2 separate regions of the Homo sapiens genome follow, and region 2 is linked to region 1. A link is an interaction called in ENCODE POLR2A ChIA-PET data of the cell type or tissue named here. Cell type or tissue: CD4-positive, alpha-beta T cell. All regions are shown on one strand. Links, peaks and the distances in the headings refer to the core of each region. The heading gives the core; the rest is flanking DNA. Region 1 overlaps LINC01934 (long intergenic non-protein coding RNA 1934). Region 2 overlaps LINC01934 (long intergenic non-protein coding RNA 1934).

Region 1 (4,404 bases), core at 279-4,278:
TATGCAAAGAGACTGGCAGCATTTTGCCCCTGCACTAGAGATCTGTAGAACTCTGAACTTGAGAGAGATAATTTAGGGCATCTGGCAAAAGAAATTTCTAAGCAGCAAAGGATTCAAGATGTGATTTGGGTGCTGTTGAAAGCATTCAGTGTTATATATTCAAATATATGGTTTGGAATTGGAACTTACATTTAAAAACAAAGCAGAGCATAAAAGTTTGAAAAATTTGTAGGCTGACAATGCAATAGAAAAGAAAAACCCATTTTCTGAGGAGAAATTCAAGCCAGCTACAGAAATTTGCATAAGTAAGGAGAACCCAAATGTTAATTGCCAAGACAATGAGGAAAATGTCTCCAGGACATGTCAGAGGTCTTCACAGTACCTCCTCCTATCACAGGCCCACAGGCCTAGGAAGAAAAATGGTTTCATGGGCAGGGCCCAGGGCCCCCCTGCTGTGTGCAGCCTAGGGACATGGTGCCCTTGTCCCAGCCATTCCAGCTGTGGCTAAAAGGGGCCAAGGTACCGCTGGGCCCATGGCTTTAGAAGGTGCAAGACTGAAGCCTTGGCAGCTTCCAAGTGGTGTTGAGCCTGCAGGTGCACAGAAGTCAAGAATTGAGGTTTGGGAACCTCTGCCTAGATTTCAGAGGATGCATGGAAATGTCCGGATGTCCAGGCAGAGGTGTGATACAGGGACAGAGCCCTCATGGAGAACCTCTGCTAGGGTAGTGGAGAAGGGAAATTTGGGGTTAGAGCCCCCACACAGAGTCCTCACTGGGGCACTGCCTAGTGAAGCTGTGAGAAGAGGGCTACCATCCTCCAGACCTCAGAATGGCAGATCCACTGACAGCTTGCACTGTGTGCCTGGAAAAGCCATAGTCACTCCTTGCCAGCCTGTGAAAGAAGCGGAGCTAGAGGGGGAGTTGTACCCTGTACAGCCACAGGGACAGAGCTGAATAAGTCCTTGGGTGCCTACCTCTTGCATCAGTGTGACCTGGATATGAGACATGGAGTCAAAGAATATCATTTTGGAACTTTAAGTTGTAATGACTGCCCTGTTGGATTTCGGACTTGCATGGGGCCTGTAGCTCCTTTGTTTTGGCCAATTTCTCCAATTTGGAATGAGTATATTCACCCAAAGTGTGTACACCCATTGTATCAGGGAAGTAACTAACTTGCTTTTGATTCTACAGGCTCATAGGCAGAAGGGACTAGCCTTGTCTCAGATGAGACTTTGGACTGTGGACTTTTGAGTTAATGCTGAAATGTGTTAAGACTTTAGGGGACTGTCGAGAAGACACAGTTGTGTTTTGAAATGTGAGGATGTGAGATTTGGGAGGGGCCAGAGGCAAAATCATATGGTTTGGCTTTGTCCCCACCCAAATCTCATCTTGAATTGTAGCTCCCATAATTCCTATATGTCATGGGAGAGACCCAGTGGGAGGTAATTGGATCATAGAGGTGGGTCTTTCCCATGCTGTTCTCATGATAGTGAATAAGTCTCATGAGATCTGATGGCTTTATAAAGGAGAGTTCCCTACATACTCTCTCTTGCCTGCTGCCATGTGAGACATGAATTTGCTCCTCCTTTGCATTCCACCATGATTGTGAGGCCTCCCCAGTCACGTGGAGCTGTGAATCAATTAAACATCTTTCTGTTATAAATTACCCAGTCTTGGTTATGTCTTTATTAGTAGTGTGAGAACATACTAATACATGTGGGGAGTTGGAGGTGGAACGGGGTAAAGAAAGTGAGACAACTCTTCCTCTTCTTCCTCCTCCTTCTCCTCTCCTCTCCCTCCTCCACCACCACATTCTACTTTCTTTTCTTCACAGTTCAAAGGACTTCTGTCCTCAGCAGTTGGGGAAAGCCAAGATACATCTTCTATAGACTATTCTCTACAATTAGCCACAGGCAGTTTGCTACTAACTGTCCCTAAAGACAGATATCTGGCGGTCTCCACTGTAAACTAAATACATTCATGTTTTTAACACAACACAAAATCATGGATATGATCTTAGTAGTTAGGAAACCCCCCTTAAGTTTGTATTAGGACACGTACGTACCCAATACTGAACCATAAACATAAGACCAACTCAGCATCAAGCTTGCCCAGACCGAAGCTGCCTAAGAAAGGGATGACAGACCTAGGGCTGAGAAATGAAACTAACTTCATCACGGTTCCAGAGGATGTGGGTAGAAATCAAAATTAGACCCTCTAAAAAGGGTATGAAGAGGTGAACTCATGCTTGGCCCATTTTAACATCCAAAAACTTTGGGATCCAAAGTAGTAGGCAGCAACAGGAGCTGCTGGCAGTGGCCATCCTGTAGATAGCCAGGTGGTAGCATCCTTTTGAAATATTTTCTTCCTTTATTAAATGATTTTACTCCCACATTCTACAAATATATGTATCTTCAATTCTACATTCCCTATATTTGGGAATTGGAACATAGGTATCTGAGGGTACAATAATAGTTTCTAATTATTTTTCCTCCTGAGAAATTCTTGGTATCTTCCTCTTTTTGCTTTCCCTATGCCCAAACCCTCTCAATTCTTAAACACTCTTCACCAATCTAAGGTTATTTTGACAGACTTGCATGCTGTAACAAGATGTTTCCTCCTCTTGTCAAACCCATGTGTTTTTCATCCTGAGCAATGGCATTTTAAAAAATTATGTTCTTCAACATTATTTGTAAGGTCAGTGTTTCACTTCCCTATTCTTCTTTCTATGCCAGAATTCACAAATGCAGAAAGAGTTTTGTTGTTGTTTTTTAAATTCCACCTGTAAATCCAACCTTTTCAGTTTCTACCTTAGAATTAAAATTTATAAGAAATACATTCTAAATCATTTTCTCAGTGGTATCATTTCTTCTCAGTATATTCACAAAAGCATGAAGAAGTTGATGGGTTGTAAGAATCTTGGTACACCTCGTGACTTACCATGGAAACTATCCAGAACAGGTGGTCTCCAAATATCACCAGGATTTTTTCTCCAGAGCTGACATCAAAAATCACTATTATTCCATAGAATGTGAAAACCTTCTGTTTCATTAAAAGACCACAGTTTATATTTTGTGAGAAGAACCTTATCAAACTCCACAAGCACAGTTTCTTCAAATTTTTCTCTGTGGCATAATATCTACCTTCACTTGCCAAGATTTTAACTCTAATTTGTTTTCATCTGTCTCCTCAAGGTAGTTTATAATTTATTTATAAGGTATTTATAGTTTATTTTGTTTCTGTGTTATGTATGCTAGCATTTTGTCTAGGAGCTCTTCATTCTTCTAAATAAACTGAAGCCAAACCAGACGTTCCTCAAGAGGTTTCTTAAAGTTTTGTTGTGTTTTCCTCTACCATGTAGTAGTAATATTTTTTGCACACCTTTAGTGTATTTGAAAGCACTCTATATTTTTAAGCCTACCTTCTCTCTCAAAAGACTATATATTCTCCCTAGAATACACTATTTATTTTCAAATACACCCATCCACTATCACCACCACTGCACCTAATACATTCATGACATCAACTAGTGATCCAACAAGTGTTTGTTGAATTATAAAATGGAAAAAAAACATTCTTTTGGTGGCCATAATTACAAGTGAATTATAATTCTTGTAGTAGAACACCAGTGAAAATTATTGAATGATTTGGGGTGGTGGGTGGTTCTTTGAACTCTGAATGTTCACTTCTTGGGTACAAAGGTTACTAATTTTCTGAGTATTAGAAATTAACACTGATGTGCATCACCCAATGAGGCCAAACTCCTTCAGAAACCACAATAGTGTTGTAACAAAATCTACCTTTTCCTGCCTTTATCTGTATTTCCTATTGCTCCTTGCTTTTGGTATATCAGATTCCTAGAAACACTATTTTAAAGACTTATTAGGCTACTTTCCAATCTCTTGATCCTTCCTGTTAGAAATTTTTCATTTTTAATTGAAGATGTTAGATTCCAAAGAATAAAATGCATTTATGTCTTATATTTATATATCTTTACTTTTACCCAATCACAGTGAAACAGAAAATAAAACTAGAAATCCTTGTGTAATATTTTGGCAACTTGCTCTTGGTTTTCTTTTTTTTTTTTTTAGATAGGGTCTCACTCTGTCACCCAGGCTGGAGTGCGATGGTGTGATTATGGCTCACTGCAGTCTTGACTTCCCAGACTGAAGTGATCCTTCCACCTCAGCCTCCTGAGAGGCTGGGACTACAGGTATGCACCACCAAGCCTGACTAATTTTTTTTTTGCATTTTTTTTTTGTAGAGTTGGGGTTTCACACTATTGCTCAGGCTGATTGTTAACTCCTGGGCTCAAGGGATCCACCCACCTCAGCCCTCCACAGTGCTGGCTGGTATTAGAGGTGTAAGCTGCCACACCTGGCCCAGTTTTCAAGTATTTTTAAAA
Region 2 (4,404 bases), core at 72-4,071, 64 kb before region 1:
GTAATTCAGAACCACATCTGGTTTTGACAACATGCTCATGATATATCCCCCAAATGGAAGCCTATATAAACTACCTTATCCTCCTGGGTCTATAGTGTTCCTAGTTGCTGATTCCATATTATTATTCTAGGCAGTCTGATGTATGTACCTATGACATCAGTTCCATATCAGAATATTTCTACAAAATTACTTCCAAGACAGTTTTCAAATATAAAGAGATTATCCTCAATATGCTTCAACAACAATCAAACCCTATGCTATGTATGGTATCAATATTCTAAATAGAAAGCATTGACTGACACATGATATAGAATTATCAGAATCAGTCTCTATTCTCAGTCACTTTTCCACCCTCAGGTAGCCTCCTTTAACATCATGCCTGTTCTTAGTACCATTTTACTCTCCATTACTGTCAACTTTGTTTTATTAAGGAGGTCATGGTAATTAAGCCATTTCAAGAAAATTCTCATTTTTAAGGAAAGGGAAACTTGGAACCCAAGAAAACTTTCTAGACTCCAGACAACAAAGCAATCATAGGGAATTAAAAGGCATATGGCTCATATCTGGGGACAAAGAAGTTTTTGGCACTGTGGCCAGGCTTGTAGAGGGAATGCATGTTAAAGGAAGAGGTGAGAGGAAGCAGAAGACTTTCCCTCTCCCTCTTTCTAGATCCACCTCACCAGGAACAATGATAAGATGGCATGCCACCCTGTGTTTGATAACAGTTTCAGATATAAAAACATGGTCTTTATTTCTTATCAATGAAAACTACATGGGTATTTTTGAGGTATTACTTGGGTATTAACTCAGAAAATTCATAGATATAGGATTCTAGAGAATTAGATAACTTATGCATAATATAAATAAGCAAGTTACACAGGTAATAGCTAATCTAGCAAACATGATAAAGAATCAGTGATAGATATCAAAAAGGGAGAAGAGAATAAAAATATTTGGCTGTAACTTTACAAAAATCACTCATTATTTTAATTATGCATATTTTTAAAAACTAGTCACAAATCATGGATATGGATATTGACCAAGTCATAAACTTTGAGCAAATAAACAAATACACATATTTGAAACTGACATGATCTGTTTCTCTTAAATGTAAAAATTTTACAAATTACTTATAAATTATTCCAATTTTCTTTCAGTTTTTAATTCTGAACTAGTTTTAGCATACTTTTTACTCTACTGTCAACTCATTTACATTAAAATTAATCTAGAAGTCTACAATTAAGCAACTCCTAGATAAAATGGGTTACTCAAATGTGTATGTTTTAATGAATAATTGCATGTTGCTTGATACTTTTGTTCAAAGAAAATGTCACCAAAATCTTGTTTTGGATGTAGGTGCTTCTATTCAAGGACAGAAGCTGCAAAGGGGCTTTCTGCAGCACCAGGTGAGAATCTCCTAGGAATTAGGGATGATATTCGTGCTTGGGACCTGACCCCAACAAGGAGTCCAGAGCTCTCCATTCATGCTGCCTCATCTCCTGAGGCTGATTCACAAGGGAGGGTGACAGCCGCTTTAGCTGCTCTTGTCACCACAAGGCACTGACCAGCCTTTGGCTCATATAACAGTGGAACACGTTTTGGAGTTTCTCACTTCCTCTGTGCCTGGAGTAGATAATGTTGCAAAGACTAAAATTTACAAACTCAAATCTATCTTGTAAAAGAAGAGTAGGAAAGCCATGCTAACAGATTAAGACTTAATACTTTCAGTAAAGAATAGTCATTGGAATCACCATTTTTATATACCATATTTGAATCATGTAACACTTTTCTCAGGGTGGTTGAATTCATCAGGAAAAAATATATAGAGATATATTTATAGCTACATTCATGTGTTACTTTGATTTTACTTAGATTGTTTAAATTCTCCCCAAAACTTGCACAACTCTAATAATTAAAAGTTATTAGAGTGAGGGCTGATCTCAAGGTAAAAAGATAAAATTATAGCTAACTCACTCTCCGAATGACTTGACTTTAAAAAGCTAGTTAAAGATTAAATAATAATAATAAAACTTACATTTGAGGGCCATTCTTCACTGTTTTATAGATCCCTAGCCATGCATTCTCCCAGAGCTAACATAAAACTGCCAATCAAAACATGTTGAGTTCCTACTCTATGCCCTCAACTGTATTAGCACTCTGTTGACTGTAGAATCATCCACAGGAGAGGTCACTCCCATCAACTGGGTGCATGATTCAGGGCAACTGCCTTGGAATGCTTTTTTAAATTTTATTTTAATTTTTATTTTTTGAGACAGGGCCTCACTCTGTTGCCTAGACTGGAATACAGTGGCATGATCATGGCTCACCGCAGCCTTCATCTGCTGAGTTTAGCAATCCTCCCACCTCAGCCACATGAGTAGCTGGGACTACAGGTGTGTGTGCCACCATGCAGGCTAATTTTTAAAATTTTTTGTAGAGATGAGGTCTCATTATGTTGCCCACACTGATCTGAAACTCCTGAGCCCAAGGGATCCTCTTGTCTCAGCTTGCCAAAGTGCTGGGATTACAGGCATGAGCCACCGCACCCAGCCTTGGAATGCTTTTTAACTGAGCTGGGTTTAGCCCCTCTTAGCTTTGGTCTTCTCAAGTGTAAAATGGGGATAACTTATTTCTTTTTTAGGGCGATGGAAAAAATAAATAAGACACTTTATGTAAGGTGCCAGGCACAAGGCTTGGTATTTATAAATGGTGAATGCTCATATTAGTTAGTAATTGTGGTTGCAATAGTAATTTATGTATGTTGCATGCATAATGTATGTAGTAGCAGTGGTTATTCCATGTAGAAGCTAGCTGGGGGGGCAGGAAAAGCATGTTACAATAGCCACAGCTTCCCTAGTATCCCTGGATCTCTGTCAATAAAGTGGGTAGCTGCATTGTGTAGCTGCTTCTCCTGGCTTAATTTCTATAAATGTGTGAGAAAAGAACTCATAAGAGGGAGAAATATCTTCTGTCCACACCCCAGGTCACAGGCATAATCAGAGAATATAATCATTTCCTAATTTCAGAATCCAAGGTATATACCTATGCCTAAATTTTTCCATCATTGGTTATTTCTTGCAGGACAAATAAGAATTTGGTCCCTCACATATTTCACCCAACATGTCGTCCACTTACAATGTACCAGACACTACATATGGTGGGGAGAGTTGAGTTGTGTTCACTCTTTTCCCTTAAGAAGCTAGTGTACAAAAGAAAGATAGTCATGTAAACAATAAGAGATCATGAAAAGAGAACAGAAATCTAAAACCCAAGAGGAAAACTGAGCAGCATAGAGCAGTTCAGAAATCTAGCGGACCTCATAGTGAATAGGCTGGAGCCAAATGCTTCTACCATTGCCTGTGTCTCCATTTGTGTTCATTCCTTAAACTTTGCTTTTTAAAGCATACTTTATAAAAGGAAAATGTGGCGCATTGGTATCACTTTTGGTTGTATGATGTATTGTCATGCTATAATTTTAACAAAGGTGCTATGCTAGCCATAGGGAAGGAGAATATTTCATTCCTTACTCATTGCTAGATTCATGGCTGAGGCACCAATAAAAAAAGACAGATTAATAAGAGAAAAGCGTACTCATTTATTTAATGTAAGCTTTATGTGACACAGTAGCCTTTATAAGGAAACAAAGATTCAAAAAAACAGGTAACCTAGTGTATTTTTATGCTTAGATCTGATGGAGAGATGGATAGATATGGAGAAGTATGATTGGATAAAGTGGGTGTGATCTAATAATAATAAACTGGGGGGAGTTTAGCAAGCCCTTCTCGTTCTGATTCTTCTCTGTGCCCCTGTGCCTTCAAAGATAAAGATGTTCCTTTCCTCTGGGTTTAGGAAGGGCACCTTTCAAATGAAGGTCTCATGACCTGCTTCAAAAAAGAAGGGTAGGAGAAAGCCAAAGAGTGATCTTCTTAGGTTTTATTATATGCTTCAGGTGAGAAGGGTGAGAAGAAGGTGAGAAGGGTGAGAAGGTGAGAGTGGCCTTCCTGCTTCTGCTGTTTTCTCAAATGCCAAGGTGCCATATTTTGGGTAACATGTCCTGAATCCCATTACCACTCTAATCAATTCTAATATTTGATAGTAGAGTACAGAGAATAAATTCCAATTCTTTTATTGAGGCAGAGATATAATTATGAAGTATATACCAACACACATTTCCTAAGTTTATTTGAATATACAGTTGACCCTTGAACAATGCTGGGGTAAGCGGCACTGATCCCTCCCTGTGCAGCAAAAAATCCATGTATAACTTTTGACTCCCCCAAAACTTAACTACTAATAGCCTACTGTTGACCAGGAGCCTTACAAATAACATAAAAAGTTGATTAACACATAAATTATATGCTCTATTATGCACTATATTCTGATAATAAAGTGTGCTAGAGAAAA

The links. Peaks named below come from ENCODE experiments on the same cell type or tissue, not always from the same donor. Only the 100,000 strongest peaks of a DNase experiment are listed, where the experiment ranks them.
Region 2: POLR2A ChIA-PET joins it to region 1 with 5 read pairs; 2 of 35 experiments call an interaction of 5 or more read pairs at or near these places.

The regions. Positions count from the first base shown.
Region 1 is chr2:181,163,158-181,167,561 of GRCh38, reverse strand. All of the region lies in intron 1 of LINC01934 (long intergenic non-protein coding RNA 1934), which reads right to left. Among named protein-coding and RNA genes, the nearest start is that of LINC01934, 42 kb to the right of the region's middle. In CD4-positive, alpha-beta T cell, for the core only: no CTCF peak of the experiment used is centred there; DNase peaks (open chromatin) are centred at 2,131 and 4,221; H3K4me3 peaks cover 553 bases; H3K27ac peaks cover 1,646 bases.
Region 2 is chr2:181,226,575-181,230,978 of GRCh38, reverse strand. All of the region lies in intron 2 of LINC01934 (long intergenic non-protein coding RNA 1934), which reads right to left. Among named protein-coding and RNA genes, the nearest start is that of MIR4437, 77 kb to the left of the region's middle. In CD4-positive, alpha-beta T cell, for the core only: no CTCF peak of the experiment used is centred there; no DNase peak of the experiment used is centred there.